Linked DNA regions of Homo sapiens: region 1 is linked to region 2. Evidence: chromatin contacts called from ENCODE Hi-C or POLR2A ChIA-PET data. All regions are on one chromosome and are shown on one strand. The core of a region is the stretch at or near the end of the contact, and the rest is flanking DNA. Distances in the headings are between cores, read along the strand shown.

Region 1 (5,191 bases), core at 2,614-5,113, 84 kb before region 2:
CCTGAGCTCAAGTGACCCTCCCACCTCAGCCTCCCAAAGTGCTGAGATTACAGGCATGAGTCACCCCTCCCAGCCCCCACCAGTCTCTGGAGGCCAGAGCTCTGAGACTCAGAGAGGTTAAGTGACTTGCCCCAAACCACCAGCAATCTCGTGGCCAGGAATTCTGGGAAGAGAAATCCCAAAGAGGGCACAGCGTGGGCCAGCCCCACGGGATGGTAGGGGGAATGGGGGAGCAGAGAGAGACCAGGAGCAGGTCCAGGCCTGCGGGTTGGGGTGCCCTGCCCTCGGTAGGGGCACAGCTGCCCTCCTGGTCCTGTGGGCCACAGGCCTCCTTATGTTCCTGTAAATAATTAATTAGCCCCTGCCTGCTTGTTTGTTTAGCATGAGGAATGCTCCCCCACTGAGATGCATTTATTGCTGAATAAATTTAAATATCTAATCTTCCCTTCATGCATATTACAGCACCCTAAATAGCGGCCAACTCATCCTAAGCGCCTTGGCGGATGGCCCCACCGGAGCCTGCCTGCCTTCCGCCTCTGCTGGCTCTGAGGACTGCCCACTCCTGGTGCCCTCCACTGCCCCAGGAATGCCCAGGGCCATGGGCAATCACTCAGCCCAGCCCTCCTTCCTTCCACAACATCCTTCCATGGGAGGCGCACAGATGCTGGGCTGAATGCTGGCCGTGGAGGCTGGAAGGCAGGGCTTTACCACAGCAAAGCAGGGAGATGCCTAAGATGGGGCGGAGGGTCAAGGGCCGCTCAGAGGCCAGGGCTTGGGGCAGAAAGAGGTTCCTCCGGGCTCAGGCGAGGGCAGGCAGAGCCCCAGTGGCATTTGAGGAGCGGCCTGAGGAACGAGAGCCCACGAAGGAGACGGGAAGTCCCGCTGGATGGAGGGAGCCGTCAGCGCTGGGGGCAGCCAAACCGTCCAGAAAGACAGTGGCCTCAGAACACTGTGCAACAAGAGGCCACCAGGGCAGCCCCCCTGCTGGAAGGGGACGTGCTGATGTGGGGAGACACTGCCTCCCCAAGAGCGTGGACAGGGGGCCATTCAAACCAGTCAGCCAGAGTGGTTCAGGGCGAGGCCCTTTAGTGGTCCCAGAGGAAGCAGAGCCACTGAGGTTGGGAGCCCAACCTTCCAGCCGTGTGGGCAAGTTTTGCTCTCTGTGCCTCAGTTTCTTCTTCTATAAACAGGAAAAATAATAAGACAGCGGCTGTAAATCACCACGCAGGTGCTTACCCAACAAGAAGGCTGACAAAGGCCATGGGGGGTGAGTCATACCAGCTACTTAGGAGGCTTAGGCAGGGCAACATAGCAAGACCCTGTCTCAAAAAAACACAGGCTCACATCTGTAATCCCAGCACTTTGGGAGGCTGAGACGGGTGGATCACTTGAGGTCAGGAGTTCAAGACCAGCCTGGGCAACATGGTGAAACCCCATCTCTACTAAAAATACAAAAAATCAGCTGGGCATAGTGGTGCGCCCCTGTAAGCTCAGCTACTCGGGAGGCTGAGGCATAAGAATCACTTGAACCCAGGAGGCAGAGGTTGCAGTGAGCCAAGATTGCACCACTGCACTCCAGCCTGGATGATATAGTGAGACAGAGGGCTGATATGAAGGAGCCATATCAGGGGGAGTTTAACGGTAGAGGAGGGTGGAGGGAAGAAGGGGCTGCAGGGAGGAGGCAGAGGGGCCTTAGGGGCCATCTTCTGGCCACAGGTGGAGGAAGGCTTCATCTTTGACCTGATGGAGAAACATCTCAGGGGGGTCCCGCCACCCAAGTGGGCTCTGCCTCCCCAGGAAAGACCCCAGGTTTTCTGCTGACTTGGGGTGAGGGTTGAGCTGGAGCCTGGAGGTTTGTTTTGGTGGCTGAGGGCCCTGGAGAGGAGACTAAGGGTTGGTCAGCTCCTGTGAACTGGGAATACCCCACCTCCACCAGGTAGCCCCAGGGATCAGGGCTGCTGGTCTTTTCCAGCTGCCTTGGGGTGGGGTGGGAAGAGGGAAGAGGGAAGGAAGGGCATCTCCCCTGAATGGGACCCCAGGAAGCTTGAGTCTCTAGGACCTAGCTTAGCCCCAGGTAAGAGCCAGGACAGGGCCTGGAGGGCAGAGCTAAGGGGACTCTGGGAGTGTGTGTGGGAGGGGTCCTTTGGGCCTATGGCTAAGGAGAGCAGGGTGGGGGGGTTCCCCTCTGCACTCTCAGGGGAGAGAGCGAGAAGGCTGGTGTGTGGACAGGGAGGGACACGCAGGCAAGAGGGGCCAGGCTGCACTCTAGCTTGTTGGGGTAGCAGTGGGCTGACAGTGACCTGTCCCTCATCTCTGCTTTAGGGGAGCCCCTCCCTGGGGCCCCTGCAGAGCCATCACCTGGCCCAGGCCCTGTTCTGGAACTGCTGGGGGTGAGGAGGGGGCATCTGGCCTGAGCCCTCTGCCAGCATTGATTCCAGCTCCCTCCACCTCCCTTGCGCCCCCAGGTCAGCCCCAAAGGCCTGGCTGCAGGCCAGTCCACTTCCGCAGGAAACATTAAATTCCTGAAACACTGAGCTCCACTTCCCCGCACGGGCCCCCACAGCTGGCCGAGGTCGCCTGCAGGGCGGTGAGCCCCCAGAGACTTCGAGCAGCCGGTGCCAGGTGCTCGACCCGGGAGGCTCCTAGGAGAGCCAGCTCAGACAGATCCCTGGGCTCACCCCCACACACTGTGAACACCCTGTGTGCACCCACCTCCCATCACACTGATGTACACATACCCGAACATGCCCACACTGTCACACTGTTGTTAATAACAGGATACACTCATGACCTCCATTCTTGCCAAGCACTGCCTTAAGCACATTACAAAGTTAGTTTAACTCAATCCTTCCAACAGCCCAATGAGCTCTGAGGTGGGTGCTATTATCCCATTTTCCAGATGGAGCAACTGAGACCCAGAGAGGTTAAATGATATGTGAGGGGTCACACATCTGTGGCTGGCAGAGCCAGGATGTGAACTCACGTTGCCCAGCTCCACAGCCCAGCCACGGCACCCCATTCGGAACACTCACTTCCCAGCACTGGGAGCTCCAGCCTGGACGCCCGCTCTGGGCCCTGCCTTCTTGCTCCATCTCAGCCTCGCCCTGGGCTACAGCTGCCTTTCTCCCTGCAGAGGAGAGGAGCAGGTGGAAGGGATCCAGGCCTGAGCCGTTCTCAGCGTTCCCCTAACCTCTCTGCCCACCCATCCCTGGGACGCTCTGGGAAATTGCCTGGTGCCAGCTCTGAGTAAAGTTGCAGAATGAGGTTTAATTGTGCCCCCAGGGCACGAGATCAAACAGCAAAAGAAAGGGGTGTGAGCTACCTGGCATCCCTGGAACTGTGCCGAGACTGAGGTGATGAAGGAGAAGGTGGCCTTGGTTTGTCCATCTGTAAAATGGGGAATGATGGTCCTCTCTTGATGCCCGCCTGTGAGCACCAGGCAGCTGGTGCCTGAGGAGCTCCTGGCGTGGGCGATCAGAGCTGCCAAAGATGGGCCCTGTCCTCCCGGCCAGCACGCGGCGTTTTCCTCTGTGGGAGGGTCGCTGTCCCGGTATTCCAGATAAGAGGGTGGACGCCAGAGAGGGGAAGGGGCAGGATCTCACAGCCGATGAGGGGTGAGCCCGGGCTGGACCCAGGCCTGCCTGAGGCCGCGCCTCTCCTGCGCGGTGCCCTGGCGAGGTTGGGCTGCTGGAGCGTTTCCTCCATGCCTCCCGCTGCGCCCCGGTTGTTTATCTGCGCCCGGGTCCCCAGGGTCGCTCGCGAGGCCCTGCAGCCGCCCTCGGATAAACAAGCCCATGCGGGGCCGTAATTAAGCTGGATGCGCTAACGAGGCGGTTCATTAACCAGCTGGGGTTTGCGCGCCAGGAGACTCGGGCCCGGGCGTCGGGCTCACCTCCCCGCGCGGCTGGAAGACCCAGACTCCAGCTACAGATCTGATCACCCTGTAACAAGGTGGCCTCGGTTTCCTCATCCGCAAAATGGGTCCTAGGGTTTGCCGCCGCCCCGTGATGGGGCGCCGCCTGGGGAGGTGGGCCTTGGGATCGCACCGACGCTGAGGCCCGGGCGGAGGCAGCGACTGGTCGCGGGCCCTGCAGCGCGCCCGGGACAGGGCTAGGGAGGGGCGTCGGGGAGGAAGCTTCCCCGTCACCCCGGCTCGGGCGGCGGTTCCTGTCCCGGCGGCCCCCGCCTCCCGGAGCCGCCCTGCCTGGGCCCTGGCGGCGCGGCCTGGAAGGGACAGGGTGGGCCGGGTGCGCCCCCTGCCGGCCTCCTTGCGCGACTTCCCGCCAGGCCCAGGGCCGTCCCGCTCTGCGCCTCGGTTTCCCCAGATGTGAAACATTCCGGGCGGGGGTGGGGGCAGCGGCCGCGGCCGGAGGCCACGGGGTTGGGGCGCGGCTCCGCATGGGTCCTCGCATCGCCGAGGGGCTTCTCGGGACTGAGGGTGCTCACCCCGGGGCCGCAGCCTTGCCAGGCCAGCTCAGTCGCGCCCGCCCTTCCCGCAGTGGACGGCTGCATTCATCGGGCCGCCGGCCCCCTGCTTACCGACGAGTGCCGGACCCTGCAGAGCTGTAAGACTGGCAAGGCCAAGATCACCGGCGGCTATCGGCTCCCGGCCAAGTGTGAGTCCCCGACGCGCCCCCAGCTGTGGGGCGCAGACAGGGCGCCCGTGTGTCACTGGGACATCAGGGGTGCGGCCCCCACAGGAGTGCTGGGGAACTCCTCAGGGGGCCCTTCTTAACCTTAAGGGCCAAGACCCGGCCCCCACCCCGCACACCCCAGGAAGCACATGGGGGAGACCGTGCGTGGAGGCTGAGGATGGAGCTGGGGGGCAACGCCTTCGCGCCCACACTCGCGCTCGGGTCTCAGCCGGGCCCATACAGATGTGGGGAGGGGGCGCGGGGCTCTGTGCGCGTGCGGATTCGGGCTCGAGGGGGCCCACAGGGGTGGGGGCCTTCGCGGAGGAGGCTCAGCGCTTGGGGGGAAAGGTGTTTCCTGCCCCCTTCTGCCCAGGCCGGCAGGGGGAAGCGAGGGAGCTGAGGACCGCGTAGACCCCCGCCGGTCTGACCCCGTCGCCCCCCGTAGACGTCATCCACACAGTGGGGCCCATCGCCTACGGGGAGCCCAGCGCCAGTCAGGCTGCCGAGCTCCGCAGCTGCTACCTGAGCAGTCTGGACCTGCTGCTGGAGCACCGGCT
Region 2 (5,498 bases), core at 1,860-4,359:
GGAAGCAAGAAACCCAGCAGGCAGAGCGCAGAGAAGCCCGGTGAAGGCAAAGGGCTTCCGACACTTATTCATTCAGCAAACACTGAGTGCCTACTGTATGCCAGGCCCCGAAAGCACAGCAGCAAACAGAGCCCCTGCCCTCATGGGGACACAGCCCAGCCAGAGACAGGCAAGGAAACCACCACAGGCATCATATAGACTTGTGTCTCTGAGCTGTGTGTGTGGCAAGGGCGCTGAGTGGGACTCGGCCTGGCTAGGGCCGGCTTCCCTGGGGACTGGAGGGGTGAGGAGCCTTTTCTGGCCCAGGCAAGGGATGCAGCTTCTGGCGGAGGCCTGTGTAGGGGCTGTGCAAGACCTCAGTTTCCTCATCTGGCACACCGTAGGAAATAAATGTGCCCTGATCACACTTGCTTCCAGGCGGCCTGCGTCCTGGCCTGCAGCCCTCGAAAAGAAGGCGCTGTCGCTTCCAGTGGAAGGGTGAGCCCGAGCTCATCGGCGAAAATGGCGGGGAGGGCATTCCCGGGAGCCCTCCGGCTCGCGCCAAGCTCGGAGGTAGCTCGGGTAGGTGAGGGCCCCGGGTTCTCGGCCGCGCTGCCCAGCTTCCTTGGCCCCTTCCGCTGCCTCAGGCTGCAGGAGAGGAGGGGCTGGTCCCCGGGCTGCCTCTCCTTCCCTCCCCTCCCACACCCCCATGTTCCTGGCCACGTGGCACCTCTGTGCCCCAGGCCTGGGGGAGGACGATTTCTGACCTGGGGACAAGTGGAGCCAGGGAAAGGTGGGTGGGATCTGGGATAACCGCGGAGCCCGGATCCGGTGGCGCAGCCCCGCCCCGCAGCCCCGGGGCGGCAGGGAGGGGGTGCTGTCTCTTTAAGAGCCTTCATGCTGCTGGGAGCAGATGGCCAGGCCGGCCGGGGCCCCTTGTCCTTTGTGTGGCTTCGCACAAAAGAGGGGGCCAGCTGGGGAGGGGGCGGCTGTAGCAGGTGGGAGGGGTGGGGCCTTGCCCCTCCCCCTTCTAACCCTGCACCCTTGCCCCTCCATGAGGGGGTTCTTCACTAGGAATGCGCCTTCCCTCTGGACCCCGTGGCCCCCACAGTCGCCCCCAAACTCCTAGGACACACTTCCTGTGTCGTGGCCCACCTCCTAGGCAGAAGCCTCATTGCATCAGGGCCTAGGGACTCTCCCAACCCCCGCCCCAAGGAATAAACCTCCCCTCCCTGTCCCCACCTCCAGAGCAGAGTCTTCCTTTGGCCCAGAGTGCCTGGCTCTAGATAGAAATGAAGAGAATGAGGTTCTTAGGAGGCGGGGAAGAGGGATGCTGGGCCGGAGGGAATCCAGTGGCTGGGGATCCCTGCTAGAGAGACTGGGGGTACCTGGGGCAGCCCTGGAGTAGGGAGGCAAGAAATAAGCAGGATGCTGAGCCTGGGGGTGCAGGTTTGAGTCTGGGAAGGAGGCAAGGGGGATGGGGGACTCAACTGAGGCCCTGCCTAATAGGGGGCGGGGGCAAGATGGAAGACAGCACCGTAGGAGAGGCTGGTGTGCAGCAATGGTTGCCTGCCAGGCAGGAGGGGACAGAAATGAGAGTCTCTCCAAAGGGTGGAGGTGCTGGGGACAGGGATGGCGCCCTGCCACTTAGGAGGGGTCGGCCTGGGAAGACTCTCAGTCTTGAATCAGACCTCCTTAGCTCAGACCAGCCCCTGGTCCATTCATTCTCCTTTGTCCAGACCTCCCCACCCTGGGGCTTGGTGCCCAATCCATGATTTAAGAGGAGGATAAAGGCCCCGTAGCCCTGGCCCGAGGTGTGGCGGGCAACGTGGCCGCTGGCTGGGTGGCCCCATGTGGCTCGACGGCGCAGCAGCCGGGTGGGGTCGAGCCTGGCTTTCCCTGGCTGTCCGCAGGAGTCCCCGGGAACAAGCGGCCCCAGCCGGGTCGTGGCCCGACCGCAACACCCCGGCCACTCGGCCGCAGGCAGCGGGTGGGGGCAGGGATCCCTGGCTGGGCCCTAGGCTGCTTCTAAATTTAGGAATCTGATTACAGAGTGGACCAGGAAGGGAAGGGAGAGGAGGGCGCGAGTGCGGGCTCGGCTCAGTCTGGGCACAGCGGGGTGTGCCTGGGTGGAGGTGTGTCCAGGAGACTGGGGCTCCGGGTGGGAGGGGCGGCGGGCGGGGGCTTCAGCTTGTGTGCGCTGCAGCACGTGCCCCGGGCGGCGGGGACGGGCACGGGCGCAGCTCGCAGGCTCGGAGCCGCCGCCGGTGTGTGCGCTGGCTCTTTGTGTGCCTGGCAGGGTGGCTGGGTCTGGCTTTGAAAGTCTCTGCCCACCCCCTCCCCCATCTCCGTCTGTGCCGCTCTACCCGCTTCCCTGTCTGTCACTCTGCCCGTGCTTGTCCGGGGGGAGGGGGATGCTGCTTCCAGCTGGGGTGACAGTGAACCCAGTGGGGAGGAGACCCAGCTCCTCTCTCCCCTGCAGCCCAGACCTTCCCCTACACCTCCCACTCCCCATCCCTCAGCCCTTGCTACCACTGTTTAGGGGTGCATACTGCAGCAGTTAAAGGGAATTGGGGCGACCCTTGGGGACCCACAGATCCACCAGAAGCCAGCCTCTGGCTGGGTAGCTCTTGGAGGAATTCATTCCTTGCCTGTCCAGCCTCCCATCCGTTCTGGCCCCCAAGGGCGCATAAGGGGGGTCCCCCCTGCGGAAGGGGGGGCGGGGAGTTCCTTGGCAGGAAGGGAAATGGAAGGAAAAGCTGGGCTCCACCCGGGCGGGCGGGCAGGCGGCCCCAGGGCCCCCGGGGCAGGCGGCAGTAACCCGAGCCCACTGGTGTGTGGTGTTGGTGTGCGCGTGGGTGGGGCTGACCCCTGGCTACTCCTGGGGGGCAGTGGGGTCTCCCCCAGGGGCAAGTCTGGGAGCCCAGGGACGCGAGGGGAGCCCCCGCAGCGGGACGCGCGCCCCACCAGGGTCCTGATCCCACCCCCTGGAGGTCTGGCCCCGGCCCCCTGGCCCCGCCCCCCGGGCCCTCCCTCCCACCCCAGGGCCAGATGTTCAGCTGGCGGAGGCATCGGCTGGGGGAGGGGTGCTGAGGCCGCAGCCGGCACTACTTCCCTGCCAGCAGCTTCATTGTGTGCGCGAGGAGCGAGCGGCGGCGGAGAGCGGGCGAGCAAGCGGCATCCCGAGCGCGGCGGGGAGAGCGAGCGCGCCGGGGAGGGTGCGAGGCGGCACCCGCGGCTGCGCTCCGCCCGCCTCCCGGCAACTCTGCCCAGCGCCGCGCGCCGTGCGCGCCGTCCCGCCGCCGTCGCCGCCGCCGCCGCCGCCGGTGCCCCGGCCGGCTGCCGTCGCGGGCAGGGGTCTGCTTAGGACACGGGTCCCCGCCCGGGGACTGGGGCATCCCCGGCGCAGCTGAGAGGCGCAGAGCCCGGGGGGCGCAGATTGCGCTCCAGCGCCCAGCCGCTGAACGGCGTGGGCAGGTGGGCGGTGGGGTTCCAGGGCGCCCCGAGGACAGGGGGCCCCGACTTCAGGGGAACCCCAACCCTGAGGGGCGTACATAGTAATCACGCCCCAGCCGCACCGGACCTTGCGCTCATCCCTTGCGTCCCCCACTTCTGCACAAACTTTTCTGACGCCCTGGCTCGTGGGGGTCGTGGAGAGCGCTGGGGCTACCAGGTGGGCTCCCACCCCGCCGGACCCTAGCCACGCTGACCTCCTGCCTCTCCTAACCTCAGTGGCGACCTCTCCAGGCCGGGCCGGGCTCGGCACTCGGAGCGAGTGCGGCAACCACTGTCGCTCTCCGAAGGCTCCTGCGCCCCCCGGGGCAGCTGGGCGGGGTAATGCCCTCAGTGATGGAGAAGCCGAGCGCGGGCTCTGGGATCCTGTCCCGTAGCCGGGCCAAGACGGTGCCCAACGGCGGACAGCCCCACTCGGAGGATGACAGCAGCGAGGAGGAGCACTCGCACGGTGAGCCCGGTGGCCTAGGGTTAAAGGCGCGCCGGCCTGGGGGGAGCGGAGTGGGGCGGGAGGGGGAAGAGTTGCAGACCACGAGCCTGTTACACTGATGGCTCCTGCCTCTCCTGGATTGGAGCCTCTGCGTTGCTTCTCCCACAAACCCAGGCTGCCGGCACAGCCAATCTGGAACCTGGGCCCCTAGCTGCTGTGGAGGCGTCCTGCCGGCCCCTGCCCTGCCCTCACCCCCTCAGGGACCGAGGCATCCCTCCCTTGCATAGAGTGGGTCCCTCATACCTTGCCACCTTGCAGGGGACTGAGGTCTGGCTGGAGCAGGGACTGGAGAGACACCTCCACACAGAGCTGTGAGGCTCCTGTGGTGGGAAGGAGCCTTGGGTTCCTTGCAGGGCTGTGGTCCAGGTCTAGGGGCTGCCCTCCAACCCCGCTCCCCTCCCCCGGAACAAAGCACCCTGCTTGGCCTGGGCTCTAAAACTGTCCCCTTGTCCACCCTCCAGCCCCAATGGCCATGGCTGGACAGGGTCTTTTCCTCTTCCAGTCCCTTCTGTGGCTGCAGGTAACTGGGGTACAATGAGGGAAAAGTGAGCCTCCTGGAAGGTGGGGGCCCTGGGTGGTCAGGAAGGAGAACTCCAGGCCGGCCACCTCCCCCGCCCGCCACATCCTCCCTCCCGCCCGCCCTCCCTGGAGTCCTGACTGCCTCCCCCTGGCTCCACAGACAGCATGATCCGCGTTGGAACCAATTACCAGGCCGTAATTCCGGAGTGCAAGCCTGGTGAGCCGCAGGACAGGCTGTGAAGTGGGGTGGGGGTGGAGGCCCGGGGCTTGGCCTGCAGCCCCACCTGGGGCGCCCTTGATTGGCTCCCCTGGAAGGGCAGGCTGGCAGGGGTGGGTGGCCCCCCAGCATGGTTTGCTTTCCTGCCCTGCCTTCCTGTCTGGGTCTCTGCCCCTCCTTCCCTTCTGGGCCTCAACCTCCCTGGCTCCACTCCTCTGCTGCCCTCTGGCCATGGGTCTAGGCTTGTGCCACCAGGCTGATCTGAGTGTCTTCCCTCCTGCTCCTCGGCCTTTCAGAGAGCCCCGCACGCTACAGCAACAAGGAGCTGAAGGGGATGCTGGTGTGGTCACCCAACCACTGTGTGTCAGATGCCAAGCGTGAGTGGGGCACAGCCCTGGGAGGTGGGGGCTTGGGTTCATCCCAGCTCCAAGCTAGCTCTTCTCAGAAGGGGGCTGGAAGCTGAGGTGTTCGTGGGTCCAACCCTTGCCCTGGGGCTCGTGTTCAGGGACCTGGCCGTTGTGGGGTGGTCCCTTTCTGGACAGGCCTGGGTTAGGAGCTATAACCCCCTTCACCAAGACCCTGCCCCTGCTGCCCCTGCAGTTGACAAGTACATTGCGATGGCCAAGGAGAAGCATGGCTACAACATTGAGCAGGTGAGCCTTGGCCCCCAGGGACTTGGGAATGGGGTGGAACGGTGCCGGGGCAGCTCAGGCTCAGCTGCCCCTTGCCCCGGGCCAGGCGCTGGGCATGCTTCTGTGGCATAAGCACGATGTGGAGAAG

Evidence for each region. A loop is a pair of places that touch in the nucleus more often than their neighbours do. ChIA-PET counts read pairs that join two places held with the same protein, here RNA polymerase II (POLR2A). Pooled maps may share reads with other maps.
Region 1: a loop to region 2 is called in a pooled map, with 5 times the contacts of the local background. The contact joins the enhancer-like site here to the promoter of RCOR2 in region 2. A Hi-C loop is called at or near these places in 1 of 168 maps with a recorded cell type or tissue (right cardiac atrium) and 5 of 50 pooled maps. POLR2A ChIA-PET finds 5 or more read pairs at or near these places in 4 of 52 experiments (H1 and WTC11).

The regions. Positions count from the first base shown.
Region 1 is chr11:63,999,652-64,004,842 of GRCh38, reverse strand. It overlaps MACROD1 (mono-ADP ribosylhydrolase 1), which reads left to right. Exons shown (of 11, transcript NM_014067.4): 5 at 4,500-4,616; 6 at 5,080-5,191. Among named protein-coding and RNA genes, the nearest start is that of OTUB1, 16 kb to the right of the region's middle. RefSeq lists enhancers at 3,773-4,280, 4,293-5,191 and a silencer at 3,966-4,545. Within about 2 kb of position 3,863, at least 5 of the 41 ENCODE cell types and tissues checked have a DNase peak (open chromatin) inside an H3K27ac peak, as active enhancers do.
Region 2 is chr11:63,914,775-63,920,272 of GRCh38, reverse strand. RCOR2 (REST corepressor 2) reads left to right here and starts at 3,109. Exons shown (of 12, transcript NM_173587.4): 1 at 3,109-3,943; 2 at 4,662-4,718; 3 at 5,015-5,095; 4 at 5,319-5,371; 5 at 5,457-5,498. The coding sequence starts at 3,817. RefSeq lists enhancers at 1-57, 3,369-4,032, 4,654-5,498 and silencers at 2,231-2,280, 2,958-3,017, 3,158-3,277.